Regions from separate parts of the Mus musculus genome. Here regions 2 and 3 are each linked to region 1. The links are chromatin contacts, found by Hi-C or POLR2A ChIA-PET in ENCODE. All regions are on one chromosome and are shown on one strand. Each heading gives the region's core, a stretch centred on a gene start or an enhancer-like site at or near the end of the contact. The rest is flanking DNA. Distances are from core to core; before and after follow the strand shown.

Region 1 (4,379 bases), core at 323-2,822:
GGAGTCTGCTAAGAAAACAATAGAGGCCGTGGCTACAGAGCATTCTGGCTCTGGGAAACGACTGGGTCCCCTTTGCGGGGGTGGCTGCCACCACTCTGCTGTACGTGATGACTGCCAGTTATTAAGCCTGTCTGGCTGAGGGGGAAGCCAATGAAGAAAACAACAATAAAAGGGAGATAAATGGCTCCTGAGAAATAGGAACTATGCAGGCTGGGGGGGGTGGAGTGGGGGGTGGAGCCCCTGCACTGGTTTAGAGTTTATAGCCAGGAGGATAAACACCACATAATTCTCAAACGATCACCATTTGGAGATGATAAAACAAATAAGAGAAAAAAAAATTCCCTGGAAGAAAAGTTTACAGGACAGAAATCGTGATATCCTGTGTAGAACATTCACGAATTCTGTCTTGGGTCTGGGGTATGCTCAGAAATAGCCTTCCAGCTTGGTTTCCGAGTTTTTGAGGGCCACAAGAGTCTCCCTTACATCACTGGACGACGGATCTCCACCCATCCTAGCGTTGAAGGAGAGGCGGGGTGAGCCCTGGCACGTCCTTGTCGGGGTGCAGGGCGAGGCTGCTGTGCTCCTCCGAAAAGGATCCCCTCCTCATCTAAGTCCAAAACGCCGACCGCGCAGAGGCTGAAAAGGTCTCAACTTCCTGAAAGATGCTAAAGCAAAGAGTCCTCAACTGTCCAGAAACACGGAACTTATGGGATCTACGGAACTGGTATCCCAATCTTGATGTGGCTGGAATGTCCCCGGTGCTTTTGAAACCCTGTGCTTGGGCCAGAGGTCACTCCCGTCCTCTGAATCCATTTGCCAACAGCTTAGACGCAGGCAGCCGGCGCCCTCTTGAGGAAGAAATGCGTGCCTGTCCAGCGGGCTGGAATGCTAAGGCGGTCGCTAGGTCCTGTGGGCCTCCTCTGCACCCCAGCACGCCTAAGGGGAAAACCCAGGCTTTTCTTGGAAGAGTCTGTTTTCAGTTCCAGCTGGTCTACTGGCTCCCAGTGACTAATGAGGCACCTCTGCATCAGTGGTCCTCGGGACCTCTCGAGGGAGTAGGCAGTGAGCAAGCACAAAGGCCTGGGTCATTTGCAGCCCTGAAATGTTATGGTCACGAGTGTCTGATCATTGCCAAAAGGCTCCTAACACCCTGTGAATATGGCAGAAAGTGTGGCGGGTAAAGAAAGGTAGGAGCGAGCGGTGCATAATACACACTGGCACGTCTACAGTAGCTCCTGCCTGTGGTCCTGACACCTCGTGCTGGGAGCCAGAAGGGTCTCTAGTTTGAGATCCTGCTTCAAAACAAACCCTAATGAGATACAGGGTGGGCTGACTGTTTTAAACCACACAGAAAGCCACAGGATACAGACAATTGGGGGTGGGGAGGTGGGCATCATTCTCAGGTGTTCTGAGTAGGCTCGGAAGGTCTGGCAGCAAAGAAGTCCTTGGCGAGAGGAGAGGCTGACCTTACTGAGTTACCTTTGGCCAAGGCCATAGAGGCCACACCCTGGGCCGTGGGATTCGGAGGCTCACAGGCATCGGTGTTTACTCATCTTGTTCAGACTCCAGGCAGATGCTTCTCTACCACCTCATCCGCATGCGTCACTGTTGTGGGTTGTGGTCTGCCAAAGTTGAGACAAACACAGGGTCACATGGCTGACGCGCTTGGGTAAGAGGACAAACAGATTAATGCACCCAGGGCTCCTTCTCAGATAACATCTATGCAGTGGGCTGAACAAAGGGTGATGTCCTGGAGTTCTGGCCATCCTCCCTGTTCACGCTCCGCAGATGCCCAGGGGTTAAAGGAGTATCTGCAGCCACGTACACAGAATGAGGAACGTTTTGAAACAATTTGTAACCGGTCGAATACTTGAAACACGTCAATCCTTTATCTTCTCGGCCATCTGGAACTGGGTAATGGTGGTCTATGCAGACGTTTGGTCCAGGCACTGGGGAGGCAGAGGCAAGATGTCTGAGCTTGAGGCTAGCCTGGTCTACAAAGTAGGTTCCAGTACTACACAGAGAAACTCTGTCTCGAAAAACTAAAACCAAAACTAAAGCCAAACCAAAACCAACCAAACAACCAAACAGCCCCCCAAGAGCCAGATGGTTACAGAACACTAAAGCTGAGGACATTAAGGGATGTAGCTTAAATTAGTATATATGTAGCATAAATGAGGCCCAGGTTCAATTCTTAGGAAAAACAAACAAGCAAACAACAAAAACACAAAAGAACTGTTTTATAGGGCTGGAGAGATGGCTCAGAGGTTAAGAGCACTCACTGACTGCTGCTCTTCCAAAGTCCAGAGTTCAATTCCCAGCAACCACATGGTGGCTCACAACCATCTGTAATGTAATCCAATGCACTCGTCTGGTGTGTCTGAAGACAGCTACAGTATACTCATATAAATAAAATAAATAAATCCCCTTTTTTAAAAAAGGAACTGTTTTATATAATTTAGTTGAATCCTCAAGTTTTAAAATATAATTTAGTTGAATTTTCAAATTGTTTTTTCAAATAATCATTATAAAAATTCACACCACACATTGAATATGAATTTATGTAATTATAAATAATTTTGAAAGGGATTCGGATTGGTTTGTAGAGTGCTGAGAGGGCCTGGCTTTGCTGATGCACCACTTGAATCTGGAGGCAGCCCATGAAGAGTCTAAATGTTGGTCTGGAGAGGACTGGCTGCTCCTGCAGAGGACCTGGGTCCAGCACCCAGCACCCAGCACCCAGCACCCAGCACCCATATGGTGGCCAACTCTCTATAACTCCAGATCTAAAAGCTTTGATGTCCTCTTCTAGCCCCTGTGGTCATCAGGTGCACATGTTGTACACAGGATTACATGTAGACAAAACACATATATCTATAAAATTAAAATAAATAAAGATTTTTTAATCACAAAAAATAAATAATATTGAACACTTGAATAAAGTAACTTCTTTTGAAAACATACATAAAAACCATTTTAACTTCTAATTTACAGTTGTTATATTTTAAGTAATAATATGCTTAAGTTCTGTACACGTTGAGACAATAGCATTTAAAACCCTTCCTTATAGCTCACCTTAATAGAACGTAAATTACTTGATGGTGACCATAGTCGTGATTTTTCTTAATTGAAAGTATCTCTGTACAATAAATGTATACTTTGTTATAAATAATGCATGTCTCTGTTTAAGTTCCTATTCAAGTTTCACTAACAAAAACCCAGAACACTCAGACATGCACAGTAATAATTGGATTCAGTTGTTCTATTTTGCTCACATGTGTTGAGCACAGGCTTTTCAGTTTTGTCATTAGGAAGAATTTGTCATGGTTAGGAACAGAGGACATATTTTATGTAACAGTTTTTTAGTGTCTTTTTGTTGTTTGCTTGAGTTCCTGGAGACGTGCGTGGTATATATGACCAATCTGTACCATTGGTTAAGGTCCCCAAAGACCTGAGAGGAAAAACAAGGATTTCCTTCTTGAAGACAAAGAAGCATCAAGGAACTGGGCGTATTGTGGCAGGCAAGGCTAGAGGGCGTAGGCAAGTCTAGCTGCCATGGGATGTTTGAAGGATCCCACACTAACACTGGGAAGCCATTGGGGTTTAAACTACAGAAGGTGGGTTGTTCTGCTTGCTGTATGACTGAAAGCAGGAACAGAAATTGGGCCCACTGGAGGCCTCTTGCTTTGGCTCTGATGAAATACCAGGTATGATCTGTTTTCTTTGAGGGGTGATGATGAGACTTCGTCTGAGGGAGGAGTTGACAGGGCTCTCGGGTAGATTGAGTGTCTGTGACAGGGAAAGGAAAGCCTGCTTTCTATGCTGTTGGTTCGTGTGGCTGAGTTTGCAGCCATCTCCAGCATCTGTGGCATTGTTTCTAGGACTTCCCCAGAGATGGCCAGACTGCAGATGCTCAGACCAGGGTTGCATCTAGTCTATGCTTATCCCTCCATGTGCTTCAAATCATCTGCACTTAAGGTCCCTAATACAGAGCGAATGCTGAGTCTAATTGTTAGACTGCCTTGTTTAGGAGATTATGACGCACAAAGACCATAACATGATCCATAGAGATGGAAAATGGTCTTACCACCAGCATTTGTTTGGATCCTTATATATGGAACCCATAGATACGAAGGTCCCATAGACAGACAGACAGACATATAGCTATAGATAGATACTTGAAATAGAAATTTGGCTTTGTACAAGCGTGTGAGTTTCTGATAATAGGGGGGAAGTTAATGAGACAGCAGAAATTTTCCTATAGTGCCTGCTCAGAGCCTTATCCAGTTTGCAGGGCTCACTGGGGCTTGTCACCCATGTCCCATCAAGCAGTCAGTCAACTGTTGCTACAGTGTTCTCACAGAATAGCTCAACTCTTT
Region 2 (4,687 bases), core at 1,748-4,247, 320 kb before region 1:
AAAGGTGTCAGATCTACTGGAACTGGTGTTATGGATGGTTGTGAGCAACCTCTTGGGTGCTAGGAATCAAACCCTTGCACTCAGCAAGAACAAGTGCTCTTAACCATTGATCCATCTCTCCAGCCCACCTCCTCAGAATTTTAGAAAAATCTCTGCAGTTCACTGATTTTAATGGGCACTCATACTAAAAGTGATCATGAAAATAATTCCATTGATGATATTATCATTATTATTATTATTTTGGTTTGGTCTCTATTTTGGTTTTTGGAGACAGAATTTCTCTGTGTAACAGTCCTGGATGTCCTGGAGTAATTCCCTTTGTAGACCAGGCTGGCTTTGAACTCAGAGATCCACCTGCCTCCCTAGTGCTTGGATCAAAGGCATGCACCACAATTGCCCTGAAAAGTCTTTTTTTTTTTTTTTTTTTTTTTTGAGACAGGGTCCCTGGCTGTTCAACTTCCTGTGAAGACCAGGTTGGCCTCAACCTAATATAATTTCTGCCTCTGCCTGCCAAGTGCTATAATTAAAGTGTGTGCCACCATGCACAGGAACAATAGTGTTGATTTTTGTGTTATTTTGTGTGTGTGCAAATATGAGAGGAGTGCTTGTGGGAGCTAGCTCCAGACTTGCACCGTATTACAGGGCTTGAACTCCCATCATCAGTGGCACTGCAAGCACCTTTTCAGATGAGCTACCTCCTTAGACCACTTTACTGTTCATCTGTTAAGTCTTGTTAGACCCAGAAATCCTCCTTCCCCAATTTACCCACACATAATACTTTATGTTTCCATCATCTAACCTATTCTGAGGTTCAAACCATGCTTACTCTTTTCAATAGCAAACGAGCAAACAGCTTATCAAGACAGAAGCAGAAGAGGTTTCTCCAGGTTATGGTGGTAAAAATATATTCAATTTATCCTAAACACCAAATTGTCAAACCTGATAAAGTATACAAACCTGGAGAAAGTATTCATTGCTTTGAACAAATGGGTCTCATCAGGGTTCTTATCCCCCCAACCCTTCTTAAAAGAACTGGATTGTTAACTTGTGACCAGATTAAAAAATCTTCTTTATGTTTCAAATACTGGGTATGGGATAGTTCATCTGGCTTTTAAATAATACATTTTACTGTACCTGCTTGTAAGTGAATATAATTCATGGATAAGAATTTTTCCATAAGATATTTCATTGTAAAATGATAAGAATGTTTTTGCATTTGACAAATATTAAAATAATTACTGTAGAGCTTGGAATTATCAGAGCGAGAAAACAAGGAGAGGGAAGCTTTAGCATGGGACATAATCTCTTTATTATGGGACATAATAAGCTCTTTAATCAGGAGCCAGGAGGATCTCAGTGAGTTCGAGACTAGCCTGGTCTACACAGTGAGTTCCAGGCCAGCCAGGGCTACATGGTGAGACCCTGTCTCAAGGCGGGGAAGGAGGAGTTAAGTTTTGTAAATTTCAATTCTTTATGATCAGACTGTGAAACAGAACCCCTAGTGGAAAATTGCCTGACATGCACAAAGGGACCCCTAGTGGCCAAACTGAAAAGTTTTGCTTATTTTAAGTAGTCCATTCGGTTAGTTGAAATATACTTTTTTTTTTTTTTTTTTTTTTAGGATTAAAAACGGCCTCCATTTCTTTTTTTCTTTTCTTTTTTAGTTCTTTTGAAACAGGATCCCACTGTGTAGCCCTGGCTGTCTTGGAACTCACTTTGTAGACCAGAGTGACCTTGAGCTCACACAGATCTGCCAGTCTTGTCTATTAAGTACTGGCATAAAAGGCATGCACTACCATGCCCAGCCCTCAAAACTTATTCTATTTTGTACAGCTCATAATTTTATCATCAGAGTTCTCAGAAAAGTTGAAGAAAGCTCGAGCCAGGCATGGTGGTGCACACATTTAAATCTGAGCAATTTAGAGGACCAGGCAAATGAATCTCTGTGAGTTCAAGGCAAGCCTGGTCTACATAACGAGTTCTGGGCCAGCCAGGCCTACATCGTGAAACCCTGTCTCTAAATAAATAAATAAGCAAGCAAACTAAAATATAGAGTCAAAGATGGCTGCAGTGGTACACACTTGTAACTAAGCACTGGGGAGGCAGGCAGGTGGTTCAAGGGTTCAAGACCACTTTCTGCTACTACCTATTGAGTTCCAGCCCAGCCCGTGTTACATAAGAACCCCGCAAAATAAAAAGAAATTGAAAAAAAAAAAAACAGATAAATAGGAACAAGAATGCTTTCAGAACTTTAACTTTCCCAAGATGGCTAGTTGCCCGCCCTAGGAACGTAAACGTCCTCAAACCCACAATGCCTATCTTATTTAACAAGTACTCTAGAATATATTTTTGAATGTTGAGATTTCTACACAACTAATGATAAGCGACAACATGAAACCATTTTTTAAAGAGAAAAATCAAATTCCGTATGAAGATTTCAGAAGCATTCCAGCCTTCGACCCCGCAGAAGAAAGGTTTTTTTTTTTTTTTTTTTTTTTTTTCTCAGTGCTGCCCCTCTGCCACCAGGACCTCACAACCTCCTTCGCCAACCCAAGACCTCTAGGCAGTTTCGGAGACTAAAGGGTGAGGAACGGAATCATCAAAGTGATGTCATCAGTGACTCCAATTTGGGTTACAAAGGCTACTATCAGACCTTACTCTGGTAGGGCCTCCATTCAAGGAGTTCTCGAGGAGTTGGCTAGACTACAGAATGTGGGCAGGCAGGGGGGGGGGGGGGACGCAGCTTTGGTCCTGTAGTACAGACGCTGCCTCAACTAACTCCGACCCAGAAGTGACTTCGCGGGCTCGTGCGGGGGACCTTGTTGCCTTCCGCGCGGCTGCCGTGAAGGACGCGAGCCAGTCCCAGGATTTGAGAGCTCATTGGATGGTAGTGGCGTCACTCGGAGTGACGTCACAGGGCGAGGCGCAGGAGGTGGAACCATGGAGACTGGGCTTCCGGCCCCTTTAGCGTGGGGGCGGGGAGGAATTGGGAAGGTAGGGTTGGGGCCTTAGTCACCTCGCAGCGGACAAGGGCTCCCTCGGCGTCTCCCGTCAACCCCGATCTCTCCCCTAAACTTTGGACATTCTCCCCTACGGTGTACCTGACCCCACTCCAACAATCCCCAGACCCACCGCAGTCCTCCCCACTTTCCGCGGAGACTACCGGCCGAGAGCCGAGGGCGCCTTTTGCACCGGTGCGGCGAGCGCGGGGTGCAGAGGTAACCCCGCAGCGCTGGGCGTGGGGTTCCCCCGAAACGCCGGGCAGACTGCCTGGGAGTGGCCCGTAGCCCCGGGGCCAAGGGCTGGGGAGCCTCCGCAACAGGCCCGGCCTCCCTCCGGAGGAGCGCTGTCCGCGGTGGGGCTGGTTTCCGAGGTGCTGTGCCCGGTTCGCGATGTTTACTTTTTAGCTGAGGTTTCCATAGGGTGGGGTTGAGGGCCTGGGGAACCTCCTTCCGGCACGATTGCGAGATCGCAGTGTTATGCCAGTAGCTGAGAAGCGGCTCGGGGTGGAGAACGGTTTTAGTTAAAGGTACAGAGCTTAGTTCGGACTCTGGAGATTCTGCATCTGCGCTTGAGCCTTTAGTAGATACCATTATGTCTTCGCTGTTCCCACATGAAATTAGTGAGAACTTTTAGACTTTTGGGTTGGTGGTAAATGAATCCAGGGTGCTTACTTTCTACTTGTATTTTCTGGTTACAGATAAAGATGTCTTTCTCCTTTTAACCGTCGCAGCAGATTATTAGACACTATTGACCAGAAATTTAAAAAATTAAAAAAAAAAAAGCCTTTGGAGGCCACATCGTCTTCAGGATCATCTTCTTAGAACCCATTTCTGTGTGTTTGGATCGAAAAAGTACCATTTTCAAATCCAGAGCTAAGAAAATACTGAGGCTTTTGTAAATGAACTTGAAGGAAATTTTACACCTTGAATATGCAAATCTCTCTCTTTGCCTTAGTTTTTCTTAAAAAAAAAAAAAAACCACCTAAATTCTCATGTTTAATTGATTCCTTTTTAAAATACTAAATTGTTTGCTTCTTTTGCCTAGGTCTCTGTGTTGGTTAGTTGAAACAAAAAAAATAAACATGGCCTTCTACAGTTATAATTCATTCTTAGCTATTTTCTGGACAAGGTAAGGCTTGGAGTTTCCCACAAAAAAAAATGTATATAAACTCATGCATCTATATGAAAAACATGTGTTGTAAAAGACGTGGTGACAAATGCGTTTAGTCCCAGCACTCAGGAGACAGAGGCAGGCTGGTCTCTGAGTTCAAGGCCAGCCTGGGCTACATATCAAGACCGTCTCAAAAATATACATAAATAAATAAAGGAAGTAACCAACAAAACAAAAAGATTGGCTTAGTACAGAAAACCTTGCTGAGTTTTCAATACATTTCAAGGAAGAACATATTTTAATTTGAACTGCTTTAGAATGTAAGCTGAGTAATTTTGGAAATACATGATAGAGGAAAATAGATGAGACAGTTTTAGAGTGGCATTTCTGTTATTGATGAAGATTACACGAGGACCTCAGGTGTAAGGAAAAGTAAAATGGCTCTTAAACAAGCTTAGCCCAGGACATGTTCCAGTCTAAGGTCCCTTGTCATCTCACTTGTGCATTCAGAAGATTAACTGAACACTCACCACTTGCCACATTCATTGTATATTTTTCCTTTTGTCCATTTATA
Region 3 (4,206 bases), core at 270-2,769, 450 kb before region 1:
TAATGGGGTGAGATTAGTGTTTATACTGAGAAAAAGGCCTTAGCCACGCGGCCAATGTTCAAGAAAGTCTCTAGCATATGATTGTATCTTAGCACAGAGCAGCTAGTCATACTGCAGCTTTAGGTACATAAAGGTGGTCGCTGTGGGAAATACTCAGGACAGGACGCAGACCAGGTGGTACACTTGGAACAGGCAGAGGGCAGGGAGAGGGAGTTCTGGTGAGAAAGGAGAGACTAGTCTGAGAATCCGGGTAAACACTGCTTGAGAATGTGGTGGTGTGTGTGTGGGGGGCGCTCAGGGAGGTTTGAGTGCCAAGGCTTCTCACTTACCTGCCCACTATCAGTTTGATTATGTTGGTAAAGACACCATTCAGAGCTAGGGCAAGGCTGGCAGCTGGAAAGCAAAGAAGCCGTTAGTGCCATCTGCTTGGAGAAGAGTAAGCCACCACCTCATGAGTAGAGCCTTCATTGCTTTGAGATAGAACCCAACCAGAATAAAAACCCAAACGGCCTAGGGGCAGAGAAGTGGAGCACTGAGGAACACCTATGTGGCACCTGTGTTAATAGGGAACACCTGTGTGGTGTCTGTGTTAATAAGGAACACCTGGCCGGGCGTGGTGGCACACGCCTTTAATCCCAGCACTTGGGAGGCAGAGGCAGGTGGATTTCTGAGTTCAAGGCCAGCCTGGTCTACAAAGTGAGTTCCAGGACAGACAGGGCTACACAGAGAAACCCTGTCTCGAAAAAACAAACAAACAAAAAGGAACACCTGTGTGGCGCCTGTGTTATTAAGCACATTCTCATCAGTACTGCTTTTTGGTCTCATGGGGTAAAAAGACATACTTTAGGGGTACAGAGTAGCTGAACCCCATAGCTACTTGCCAACACTAAGACAGGAACAACTGGAACAAGGGCGACTTACCGAGGCAGGCTTGCTTGCTGTCGGTAGCGTCAGCTTTCCTTAGAAACTTGGCGAGGAAGATCAGGGACAGTGGAGTGAGAAAGGCAATGACCTGAAGGTAAAACACAGGGTCGGTAAAACCAAGTCCCTCCTGGCCTAAAGCACCAGCTGCCGCGCACTAACCAAGATCGGGGCTCAGATTGCCCACCAGACGCCTCGCCCTAGCCCTGGAACTCAAGGCAGGGGAGGAGTCCCTGCCAGCGGAGGAGGGCGGGAGGGCAGCTCACGCACAAACATGCGGCCGGTGGGGAAGTATTCCGCCTCCACGTACGGGTTCCTGTAGAGCCACAGCTCCTCGGGCTGGATCCGCCGCTGGAAGGGAGGGAGCAGCTCGGTCACCCTGGGGAGGAAACGGGGAAGATTGACAGGCTACCTCGGCGGAAGAACCTGCCGCCCCGAGCCGCTTAGGAAGTGCGAGCGCCCAGGGACGCCTGGGAGCGTTGACAGATCCTTACAGGAAAGCCACAAAGAGCAGGACCCGCACGCCCAGCTCGGCTCCCAGGGCCGCCGTCCCCATCCCGCCATACGTGCGGATCAGACGCTGACGTGGCCCCGGCGCGCCGTGGTTCCGCCCGCCCGGTGTCCAGCGCCACCTAGCGAACTCCGCGGGGACTGACTACCAGCGGGGCCTCCGGGCTACAGGAAATTCAGAGCTCATTTGCTGTGTTATGAGTACCACCTAACAGATCACCTTTGGGTCTCAAAGCAATGTGTCCTTCACCAACCACCCAGATCAGCTTATAGGACAAGAAAAGGAACGTCATTCTCCAGAGATGCTTCCTCTACAAAAGCAAACCAGAAAGCCCACTTTAAAGAAACTATGTCTTTGGAGCATTTCGAAGGGAAAAAACTGGGCTGAGGGTGAGTGGTTGTATTTTTGTGTCTCATTTCCCAGTAAACTGTACCATGAAATTACAGGTAAAGAACCAGCCCATATTCTTAAGTAGACCATACAGGACAATTTATTAAAGTCAACCTCAAGCAAGACCTGAAATCAATGGAATGCCATTAAAAGCTTTCCCACATTCTTACAGAAGCAGAAAACATATTTGAATTCTAAAGTATCTGTAAGTTAAAAAGGCAGGATTCCAGTAAATACAATGTACAAAACCTGTCCCACCAGCACACATCAGTAAGAAGCTCAAATGTTACAGGCAATCTCACATACACTACACTAGTTAACAGATATGTACAGGTTAACTAAGATGGTAGGCTCATACTTTGCAATAAGACATTGGTCAATAAACAAAATCCTTAAACTATATTTTGAAGTCATTAAACAGTAATGCCCTAGTAGAATACCCCTGGGGAACATTAACACTAACCCCTTAGTGTTAGGAGCGCCAAGTCACAGAAACTAAAGAGACTGACTAATGGATGTTGACACTTTGATATTTCACAGGTCTACAGCGTTCATTACAGGTAAATACAGATGTAAACAATCTATCAAGAACTTTATTCAAAGAACACAAGGTGAGGGTGGGATCTGCAGATATGTGTTTATTGTGTAATATTTAAATGGACACAAATGAATTTGCCATAGCAGTTGAAAATACACAAATCTTTGTATATAAAAAGAACTTTTTAGCCAGCTGTAATCAGTTAGCAACTTGGTTATTAGCGGCAATACAGTTACTTACCATAGGGTACAAAAAATGAGATGTTAATTGATAACAAAAGTGTAATTCCCTCATTCCCTTTAACTGACAAGAATTCCCTGTTGAGGCAAAATGGCAGATACTTGAAAGCCATCTGCACAGAGCAAGGCTCAGTCAGCAGGTAAGGAAGGCTTCTCGTCCCTTAACGGACGCAGTGAAGTCACAAGAAAACCAAGGACCGAATACTGACTTTGGCAACTTCTATTTTCCCTTGAACTTACAAGTCAATGACTTTCAGAGCCTACTGAAGGACAAACAATACTTTTCTCCCCCCTCCCCCATACACAAATACAAGCGCTCACATCTGCCACTTTTGCAATGGATTGACAAAAGCCAAACAATTGATTTTCCCCCCCTTTTTGAGACAGGGTCTCTCTACATAGTCCTGGCTGGCTGGGAAGCGTTAGGTAGGCCTTGAACTCTCGGAGATCCTCCTGCCTCTGCTTCTGGAGTGCTAGGATTAAAGGCGTGTGCAACCATGCCCAGTGGAAATGGGTTTTTGAAACAAAGGTTATACATAGCATTTTAGGAGTATAACATAAGTGCGCCCTCTTCCCCCCACACAAGCATATGTTAAACAGAAAGACCAGCTACCCAGGGGTGAGGCAAGGAAAGGAGAAAAAGGCAAAACAAAGACGCAGGGAAATCATTTCTCAACATGCACGAGCTCCGACCTCAAAGGTGCCAAGAAACCTAAGATGCCCGTGCTCCCGTCGGGAGGACTGCATATCTGACAGTATACAACATGATGCTTTCCATGTCTTAATTTTAAAACTGTAAAATATAAAATGAGAATCTGAAGTCCCAAGGAATTGAAGAGCCTGAATTCAAATGGGGTGGGGGGGTCTCGGTGTTAGGGGAACTGCACTGTACCTTTCCCTCCCTTTCTCCCCACATTCCCATTCCCCCACCCAAGGTGAAAACTGTGACACCTCAGTCCATACAACAATCCACTGCAAAGCTGCCTACACGGATCCCTTCGTCCATCCAAGGAGGGACCAGACCTTTCCGTAACCAACCATTCTGTTACAAATAAGCAAAGACCAAGTGTGGGCGGTCCTTCCTGAGGACCTTGCCATCCGATCACTTCCACGCTGCCCTTAGCAGCCTGGCAGAGTCCGGGATGGTCAGATGCAACAGCCACGTGAAAAGCAATTCAAGTCTAGAAATGAAGCAGTGCCTTGAGAAACATAAAGACCATACGCTGCTCACGCTCAGGGAGACTGAGGCAATTTGTCTCCCTCTCCCATTAGGGCATGGCATGTGGTTGGCAGCATTTTAGCTCCGTGGGGAAGTGCTGCAAGAGGAGTGTTGTTTTGACAAGATTAGCGGCAGGTCTTGGAGAGCCGGGTCTATGTTCTGAACAGATAATGGGAGGACTTCAAACTGTAGTCTGGCTTTGACCCGAAACAGTAAGAAAGTACTCAAAAAAGAAGCCACTGCATAAAAGCTGCCTACCAGTCCAGCCGAGTATTTCACATGAGCAGACAGACCCTCAGTATCTCAGATCCATATTAGTTACACACACTTCCGCAAACACTGCAGTGGGAGACACTGACAGAAGCAGTGGGCTGCAGGCCCTTATTAT

Evidence for each region. Hi-C counts contacts between places; a loop is a spot of excess contacts on that map. ChIA-PET counts read pairs that join two places held with the same protein, here RNA polymerase II (POLR2A).
Region 2: POLR2A ChIA-PET joins it to region 1 with 37 read pairs in Patski. The contact joins the promoter of Letm2 here to the enhancer-like site in region 1. A Hi-C loop is called at or near these places in 1 of 37 maps with a recorded cell type or tissue (ES-E14). POLR2A ChIA-PET finds 5 or more read pairs at or near these places in 3 of 5 experiments (Patski and embryonic stem cell).
Region 3: a map of left cerebral cortex shows a loop between it and region 1 (2.7-fold over the local background). The contact joins the promoter of Plpp5 here to the enhancer-like site in region 1. A Hi-C loop is called at or near these places in 2 of 37 maps with a recorded cell type or tissue (heart and left cerebral cortex). POLR2A ChIA-PET finds 5 or more read pairs at or near these places in 1 of 5 experiments (embryonic stem cell).

The regions. Positions count from the first base shown.
Region 1 is chr8:25,271,684-25,276,062 of GRCm38, reverse strand. It overlaps Gm39145 (a long non-coding RNA gene), which reads right to left. Exons shown (of 3, transcript XR_001778746.1): 2 at 1,480-1,622. Among named protein-coding and RNA genes, the nearest start is that of Gm39145, 2.8 kb to the right of the region's middle. Within about 2 kb of position 1,572, at least 1 of the 3 ENCODE cell types and tissues checked has a DNase peak (open chromatin) inside an H3K27ac peak, as active enhancers do; it is heart, where a contact is called at or near this core.
Region 2 is chr8:25,595,806-25,600,492 of GRCm38, reverse strand. Letm2 (leucine zipper-EF-hand containing transmembrane protein 2) reads left to right here and starts at 2,997. Exons shown (of 11, transcript NM_001364069.1): 1 at 2,997-3,218; 2 at 4,048-4,131. The coding sequence starts at 4,085. D830025C05Rik (a long non-coding RNA gene) reads right to left here and starts at 4,010. Exons shown (of 1, transcript XR_003947362.1): 1 at 1,286-4,010.
Region 3 is chr8:25,717,361-25,721,566 of GRCm38, reverse strand. It overlaps Plpp5 (phospholipid phosphatase 5), which reads right to left and starts at 1,519. Exons shown (of 7, transcript NM_028000.1): 1 at 1,416-1,519; 2 at 1,192-1,300; 3 at 922-1,012; 4 at 330-393. The coding sequence starts at 1,477. It overlaps Nsd3 (nuclear receptor binding SET domain protein 3), which reads right to left. Exons shown (of 23, transcript NM_001081269.2): 23 at 1,900-4,206.